2 separate regions of the Homo sapiens genome follow, and region 1 is linked to region 2. The links are chromatin contacts, found by Hi-C or POLR2A ChIA-PET in ENCODE. All regions are on one chromosome and are shown on one strand. Each heading gives the region's core, a stretch centred on a gene start or an enhancer-like site at or near the end of the contact. The rest is flanking DNA. Distances are from core to core; before and after follow the strand shown. Region 1 overlaps LINC01122 (long intergenic non-protein coding RNA 1122). Region 2 overlaps VRK2 (VRK serine/threonine kinase 2).

Region 1 (4,421 bases), core at 903-3,402, 530 kb after region 2:
TTTTAGAGTGATAGCAGATGTTGCCATTGTTTGTAAATATCCCTGTGCTTGTGAAATATTGAGACATTTCAAGCCTAGATCTTAGAGGAAATTTTATTGGTTTTTCTCAGATATACTTGGGGGAGTTTCATCAGTTAGTTGAAGTTGTGTAATTGATTGTGCTGATATCAGAATTGAAATAAGATATTAAAACAAGGTAAGCTTAAAATTCTTGTCACTGACATTCTTACAGATGATTTTGAAGTATCTCTGAGGTTCTGTTTTACATGGAAACACTATGGTTTATTCAGATTGCCCAAATTTGGTTAGTTCATTGGTTTAATAAACATTGAAGGTGCCGATACTTTCATGAAACATTCTGTAGCATCTGCATACACCATTAAATAGGAGATGACATTCCTTGGATGTCGATTTAATAATTTAATATTGTTTATAAATAATGTTATTCTAAGAGTAGTACAATATCCATTTGCTACACATAGGCATTTTGACCGTAACACTTTTTTCAAAAGTGATGTAAATGTATTAGCTTTCCACTATTAAACAGCCTGCCAGTATTTCTGAGCTATTATAATCACTTAAATAAGGAAGCCAATGAATGAAAATGATTACCTAAGAGAACAAAGATCTTATTTATTTATTAGAACTAAGCTCCTATGAGATGGCAGAAGCTCCTCTCATGAAAACAAATTGCATCAGTAATCCATTAACAGAGTTTTTTGTTTTTTGTTACTGTTTTTTTCCTAAGACTTCTCAATGCATTGAAAACATCATTCGATTTTAGACTACTGGGAGTTGCTAAATACACTTATTACTATGGGATTATTTTGCAAAAAAAAAAATGAATAAAAAGGGGAATTTTTAAGGTGACCAAATATCAGATAGATTTATCTAGAGTTTTATATATAGGTATTTCTGTGTATTTGTGACCTGTATGTCTCCATGGATGCAACTTGTGCATACAGACACACACATATGCACATTCACACACACACACACCTGAGATTGATTAAAGTTAAAAGTGCAGTCATGTGCTTCTATTTTTCACCTTAATGAGCACTCAGAAGTAAGTGAAAAATTAAAAGGTGGTTGGTTATATTTAGCTGTAGCTGTACACTCAATATATGTTGCACACAGTAGGAAATGAACATAAAATCAGTGAAAAAGCCTCAACATTGCAGCTATATGCATTAATTAAAAGAAGTTTGTTAAACTAAATTTGAAAAAAAACTTCTTTAATTGTGTTTACCCAAAAGGCTTTTCTTCCTAATTTAAATAGCATAAACATCTGGACTAAAGCAATATTAGAATCATGGCAGTAGTCAAGCAAATCTTGTGGAAAATAATGAAATTAGATCCCTGGTGTTGTGACAGAGTAAGGGCAGGATACATCAGTTCGATGTTAATAAAATTTCCATGAATGACTGAATACAATTAAGAAATTGTCAGTTGCGGCAATGAACTTTTGTAGCTCATAGATGTTTGCATCATTTGATTATGCTGGCAATTTAAAATTGTTTGTTAGTGTCTGTGTTGGGATATTAATTATGACCTTTATTACAGCCCACAATTAAACTAGTCATATAGCAACAAGCAAACTGTGTTGTGATACTGAAGGATCTGAACTATTTACAAAGAGGTCTGTTGGGTTTGGAGCCACCAGTGCCCTTTCAAACTGGAAATGATTTTAAAAGATGCAGTAGTTGAGAAACCACAACAACTGGGATGAGTAAGCCCTTTAATACAAGGAGTTCTTTTTAATAGTGTTTTAACAGTTTTAATTGCTAACAACATCTGTAAAACTGGAAAAAAAGCATTTTTAACTGTGACTCTAAGATAAGCTTTCCCTGTTCAGGAAGAGAAAACAATTATTCATTGGTTAATTAGCTGTAAACAACTTTTAAAAGATACATTCATTATATATGTAATTATTTGAAAAAAGGCTTCAATGTTATTTGTACTAATGCATAATTATTAGTGCTTGCTAAAAGGATTAACAGGACTTAGATGACCACTATTATTGCGGAGTAGCACAGTGAAGAGATGAGATTAGCATCAGGAAGGAATGTGTTATGATGAATCAGATAGGAATTTTTTGTTTTTGCTTTGTTTTTTCTTGTTTGCACACGGTAGTAGAGGTCACGTGGAGTCACATTATATTTTCAGAAACAATGTGTTTCAACCTCAAGTAATAGTACTTTTCATCTTTGTTTTTATGACACATAAAATATCTCACTAGACAAGTTTTTCTCTCCTAGAGTTATATTGTTGCTATGATTTATTATCTGTTCATTTATTTGTTTATTTACTTATATTTACCTTTGAGAGCTTTAAAAAAATCAACACTAAGTTATATTTTAAACTTGTGGTTATTAAAAACAAACTAGTTACCAGTAAAACCATGAGCTAGTTAGTCTCACTTGTGCTTATTGCAGCCACTGTATTATATTTATTAGATCATGTACCATGTTCCCTATAGCATGTTTGCTGTTTCACAACTATTGGTAGAAATTAAGTACAATAAAAATAGTTTGGTCTGATGTTTGAATTTCAGTAGATGAAGTTCAGTGTTGACCTGCTTCTAGTGTTCAGTGATTTGGTTGAAACAGAATAACTTGGATATTTTGAAGTAGTTTGGGTATTAGCTTTTCTCCTCCCTGCCCTCTATGTTTTGTTTAGCTTCCTCTTCCCATTACATTTAATTGGCTACCTGATACCATTATTACAGACTCAAAGTTGTGCATTTCATGCTGCAGTGATGTTGATAAAGATATTGCATAGCCTGGGGCAAACCCAGGGCTTTTGTACTTTTTACTACTGTATATTATAATTAACTCATCTTAGGTGGGCCAAAGGTTTGTCATGGGCTTTCTTACCACAACAGCCTGGATTTGATTCCACTCGAGAGCCCCACCACCCCCACCCCAACCCGCCAGTCTTTTTTTTTTTTTTTTTTTTAAGAAAGAAATGAAGTTCTGGAGCTTTGGTTTCAGCATTTGCAAACCTGTTTCCCAGGGTGCCAGTTAAAATCCCAGTGGTGGTGACTCATCTCCTTTATTTCTCCTTAAGGCCACTGTGAGATGAGACCTCGCCTGGAGCACTGTGCAGACAGAAAAACTATTGCATATTCCCAATAAGATAGGCTTTCCTCCGAAGTCCTTGATCAAGTTTTCTACTCTAAACTGAGAATGTTAGTGTCTTTGTGAGTCACTCCAGCCTCTATTACAGAGCAATAATATTTTGAGTTTGAAAATTTTTGTAGCATTTGGTATGAGCTTGCCATCTCTAAGCATTGCAGTTTTTGTCTTGAGTGACAGTGATGAGGGGGCAAGCCTGCTTGGGCTATCACGTTGGCTCAAGTAGCTAAGCTAAACTCTCTCATGCCTTGAGAGACCTTAAATGTGACATTATTCCAGTGTCTATTGAACTTTGAGTGTACTTGAGCACTAGTCAATCTGCTGAATTATCGGATACCTCCCCTCAATTTCTCCCCCATCTTTATCATGTGTCCTAAATATTTGAAGGAGGCGAAGGTGTCAGGAAAATTTACCTATAAAATCCATTCATTTATTAAATATTAAAATTCCAAATTCAAACACAGCCATGGCCTTTAGCATACAGGGAGTTCTAAATGAATGCTGTAGCACTGTTATTTTTGTTAGTTGACAGGGAAATTATTACATTTTTAAGGATTTGTGAATTTAAGCATAGATGATTACTTTGAACGTTGGGGTTTTGCAAATGGGAAGCCTTGTTGCTCAATTTACTAATTTATTTTGTGATCTGTGACTAAACTGAGTAAAAATGCAAATAGTACAAGGCCCTTTCCATTTTATCACCAGATCAGTTTACTGATGGGAGGATCAGAGTCACTAAACACTCCGACACTCTTGTGATTCCTAAGTAGTTGGGCATTAAAAGCCGCTAGTGAAGACTAGGAAGATTGTGGTGGTTCACACAGGGAGGTTTAAATGAAATCTAGTTATTTATTTTAGGTTTAAAATGAAGAGTCTCCAGCTCAGGTTTATTGGCCATTGTGACAGTACAAACAGGTCTCTTCCCCATCACATGCAACAGTAAACTGCATTGCTGGGAGGTGGCAAACTCATGCAAAAAGGAAAGCACTTGACAAGGGCTGAGTGAATAATGCTGCGAGCTTAAAAAGACCCTGTTAAATGCCTTTGTATGTTATTTGTATACAATTTCTGATTCTTAAAAACTGAAAATTATATTTTTGATTCTTTTTCTTCTCGCATTTTTATAGTGATCAAATAAGTTTCCTTTAACATTATAATATTAAAAATAATTCAAGAGAATGTATTTTTTCATATTATATATTAAAATGAAGTTAGGTCATCAAGGGAACACTAACGAGGGACGCTATTGTGGTACAGTGCATTGCTATATATGTTTAGAAACAT
Region 2 (4,498 bases), core at 598-3,097:
CAAGTTGGAAATAGACTGTAATTGGAAAGATTTTCTATAATAGGTGAAGGTATTTTTAGTAAAGAGGCAACTGCTAGCCTATGAACTATTGAGGGAATTTTCCCCAGAAGTCTGGAAAGCCTGTTAAGTCACAGTCCTATTTAATCAAACAGGCTTTGATGTTTTGCTAAAAGAACCAGGTTAGAATAGAAAAGCAGATCATGAGGTCAAAATGCTATTATCATTTATAATATTACTAAATATACATCAAGGTTTTGTTTTGATACTTTAATTTATGGCAGTATTTAAGGCAGTCATAGTCTTGGTCCTAATGGGGCAGTAGATGGAATGACGCAGTAATAGAGGCACAGCTTTTCTGGTGGTTATCCAATATAATGACTTCATGAGCATGTCATTAAGTCTTTCACTCTCAAAAAATATGAAAGGATAAAATTTTCAGTTTGTAAATATGAATAGATAGTTATAAGATCTAGGAGGAAAAAATGATCCAACATACAAAGCAGATTATTTTTAAGGATAAGCACATGTTGCTTCCATCAAAACAGAAACTGCTTTTTACAGCTCACTAAAAGATAAAAGATAAACTATAGTTTTGAAAACTATATCTTCATGCTTATTCTAATAAACCTCATATTTGAAAAGTAAGCCAGCACCTCTTTAAGGTTCTGTTACTTTGTCTACATGGAATTGTGATAAAGCACTAGTATCATTTGTAGGGTTTTATTATTGGCAAACAAGGCAGGGAAATTGAGGAGAAACAAAAAAGTACTGTATGATAATACAAAACACAAATTTGCATCAAAACATAGTAGCATCTTTGAGGCTACATCCATGTTTTAACAGATATGAGTGATTCTTGTGAACATAAACATGTTGCTGCTTCATTTGTCATATAGTGGTTTCATAAGTATGCATGTAATTTATTGTGAAGATTTTTGCCTTATGGTATCTTGTGGAAAGATAGGAAAATATTATTCCCTATTCAAATAAGATAAATGATGGCTTTTTGTTTTAAAGAAAAGCTTTAAAGTTGCTGAATACATATATATACTCTTCCCAGTGGGTTTTTCTTTTTTATTGATTGAAGACCTTTTATTTTTTTTGTAAAACAGCTAACTACAATGCTGTTCATACTGCAAAGTAACTGGCCTTTTTCAGTTTCTTGTGAATCCATTCAGTTTCAAGGTCTTCTCTCTTTACGCATGATATTTTCTGGAACAATTTATGAAGTTTAAAAAGTGGTGTCTAGCTTGCCATTTTTAATAGTCATGAATAGTGACTTTCTTCCTAGTATAATTTTCATCAGTCTCTCATTATGAGACTTTAATGGACACATTTCTCATTACAGCAAGGTGTGCTAATTAAGAAGATTTAATTGTACAAAATTGTCTAAATTATAAGGTGGTATATTGTACAACAGGAAAAATTAGTTTACTTAATATTGTTCTTCATAAGAGACCTCATTTTGAGAGCTGTGTATGCATCTATTCTCTCATGTGAATCTTCATTGTGGACATAAAATAGTAAACAAATGTGATTTAATGTGTGGTCACATCCCAGTGGACAGTGACATTTGTTCACATTAGTGTCCTGCTTCTTTCTCTGCCAGCTCCAAATGTTTTTCTCCCTGTCTTCAGCTTACATTCTCCTACTTCTTATATCAACGTCGTATCAAGCATTGAGAAATGCTTCCATTTGAGCCAGTCTGGCTGCTTGCTACTCAGGATTCTCGGTTGCGTGAGAAGCAGGAAAGCAGCAGATTTTACCCTTGTTGGGAAAGAGGCCCTTTACGTCTTTCCATCAACTTTTACTCTGTCACTCAGTCCTCCATAAACGGACAAACCAGGAACTAGTTGGATTAGGGTGTTAGTCACCAGTCAGCTAGTTTGCTTTTGGTACAGAAGTGATTGAGTCATTTTCTTACCAAATCTCTCCTTCCTCTTCTTACTCTCTTTTTCTCTATTTATTGAATCATCACTTACTCAGCCAGTTACACTGTTTTCAGAGTTGTCTTTGACTCTCTTTCTCTCAACCCTCTTATCCAGTAACTCGTGGATCTCTTCTTTGTCTCCCTTCTGCTCACCACTGTCCTAGTCCGAGTTCCTGTTGATTGCCTGTATTGTTATATTCTCCTAAATGGACTCTCTGCATCCATTTCCTCCTTATGATGCTGCCAGTGCTGATATTATTATTCTTTGCCAGAAAAATCCTTCCGTGACATCTATTTGCTTACAAAAATTGTGCCCCACCTTCTTAGCATGGTTTCCAAGGCTCTCTGGAAACTGATGCAAACCTTTCTTTCTTTCTTTCTTTTTTTTTCCTGGCTTGTGTTGTGTTTCCACCAACTTCTCCGCCCTCAACACACACTGACACATGCTCTGGTTGCCCTCTTGTATGTTTCTTCTTCCCTGTCTCCATCTGTGGAAGTCTTAGAAATTATTCAGTACCCAACTTAAATGTTGCTTCTTTCTCTGAGTCTCCCTGTTAGAAATAGCCTTTCCTTGCTGTAAAATTTCATAGACTTTTATGCTTTTGTCAGAGTATATGTTACCTCTAGGCCTGTAGATGTGCTTATGCCATCTCCCTTTCTGCTATGTGAGGCACATGGAAAATAACTCAGAACTTCTGGTCAGATTGATTTAGGTTCAAATCTCAGCTTTGCCAGTTACTAGAATTTATTTGTTTTACATAGATCACCTACCCTTACTCATCCTTTTTTCTCATTCTCAAAAGATCTTAAAATAACTTCTTAGGGTCATGAGGATTAAATGATTTGACTTATGTAAAGTACTTAATGCTCTTACAGCAAGTATTTGATAAGTATGCATTCATTTTTCTTTTTCTTTTTTGAAGTGTATATTTCCTGTTTATTATGCTTGGCACTCAGGTATCTGTTAAGCTTGGCACTCAGGTATCTGTTAAAAAAATTTAGTTCAGTTTGTCTAATTATTATCAATTAAATCAATTAAAATTTATTCAAACCAACTGTGCAGAAGGCCTTAGAGTAGGTGCTGTTATGGATACAAAAATGTATATATGACATTATCCCAGTCCCTCAACCCCTAGGAGCCTACAGCCTTTAACTGTGGAGCCAAAGCATAAATTTAAAAAAGCTAAATAACTTTGTACATTGTTAAAATAGCAGATTCATGTGGACAAGGTGAAAACCCAGTAAATTGCCTTGTGCTTAAAAGGATCTGTAGTAGTCCATTCCCATACTGCTATGAAAAAAAAAAAAATACCCAAAACTGGGTAATTTATAAAGAAAAGAGGTTTAATTGACTCACAGTTCTGCATGGCTGGGGAGGCCCCAGGTAACTGCTATCATGGCAGAAGGGGAAGCAAATATGTCCTTCTTCACATGCTGGCAAGAGAGAAGTGCTGAGGGAAAGGGTGAAAAGCCCCTTATAAAACCATCAGATCTCAGGAGAATTCACTCACTATCACAAGAACAGCATGCGGGAACCGCCCCCATGATCTAATCACTTCCCAGGGGTCCTTCCCTCAACACATGGGAATTACAATTCAGATTACAATTCAAGATGAGATTTTGGGTGGAGACACAGCCAAACCATTTCAGGTTCTACATATAAAGGCCATTCTCTTATAACTCACCAGAGAGAGGATTTCACAGGGTTCTTTCTTTCTGTATGTAAATATATATATATATTTGGAGATGGGGTCTTACTCTGTTGCCCACAAAATCAGAGGGTTCTTTTTAATCATTAGCTTTACCCATCCATCTGGAAAAATAAAGCGGTGTAAAAGCCTACAAGCATCAGGAAGCAAAGAAGACTGGAAGTACAGGCTTAACTAAGTGTAGAACTTGGGAATATGGCATACCTGTGTACAAATCTGGCCAAGTGAAATAGGAAGGTGATCTGGCCAGGTGAAATATGAAGGTGATTTTCTAGACGGACTGCTTAGTATATGAAACTTGTGTTTTTCATGATCATACTCAAAGGCTAATTTGCTTTTCATCTTCATTCCATTCTTTAATCAAGGCTGTGATTTATTGACCCCTCTGTCATAAATTGGGGAGAACATGTATATACATGTATGTAGCAACTTTAAAGGCTTTTCTTCAAAACAGAAAGCAATCATTTATTTTAATAGGGCATAATATATTCCTATTTTTTCAATAACATACCATAATGCAAAAATCTTAACAATAAATCAAATGCATATTTACGAAAATAACTATATGACAAAAAGGGAATGAAGCATGGAATGAAGCAGCAGCATGTTTATGTTCACAAGAATCATTCATATCTGTTAAAAAATATATGTAGCCTCACAGATGCTACTGTGTTTTGATACAAATTTGTGCTTTGTATTATTATACAGTACTTTTTTGTTTCTCCTCAATTTCCTTACCTTGTTTGCCAAGAATGGGGTTCTTGGGGAGGCTAATACTGAGATAGAATTAGGAGGGCAAGGGCTTTTTGGAGGCAGGAAATCTAATGCCCATGTAAGATAAAAGGGGAGGAAGCAGGAT

What was found. A loop is a pair of places that touch in the nucleus more often than their neighbours do. ChIA-PET counts read pairs that join two places held with the same protein, here RNA polymerase II (POLR2A).
Region 1: a map of PC-9 shows a loop between it and region 2 (2.9-fold over the local background). The contact joins two enhancer-like sites. A Hi-C loop is called at or near these places in 1 of 168 maps with a recorded cell type or tissue (PC-9). POLR2A ChIA-PET finds 5 or more read pairs at or near these places in 1 of 52 experiments (MCF 10A).

Annotation. Positions count from the first base shown.
Region 1 is chr2:58,632,104-58,636,524 of GRCh38, forward strand. All of the region lies in intron 1 of LINC01122 (long intergenic non-protein coding RNA 1122), which reads left to right. Among named protein-coding and RNA genes, the nearest start is that of LINC01122, 110 kb to the left of the region's middle. RefSeq lists an enhancer at 759-2,436. Within about 2 kb of position 2,153, at least 6 of the 41 ENCODE cell types and tissues checked have a DNase peak (open chromatin) inside an H3K27ac peak, as active enhancers do; they include PC-9, where a contact is called at or near this core.
Region 2 is chr2:58,106,209-58,110,706 of GRCh38, forward strand. All of the region lies in intron 7 of VRK2 (VRK serine/threonine kinase 2), which reads left to right. Among named protein-coding and RNA genes, the nearest start is that of VRK2, 62 kb to the left of the region's middle. RefSeq lists a silencer at 3,266-3,560. Within about 2 kb of position 1,848, at least 6 of the 41 ENCODE cell types and tissues checked have a DNase peak (open chromatin) inside an H3K27ac peak, as active enhancers do; they include PC-9, where a contact is called at or near this core.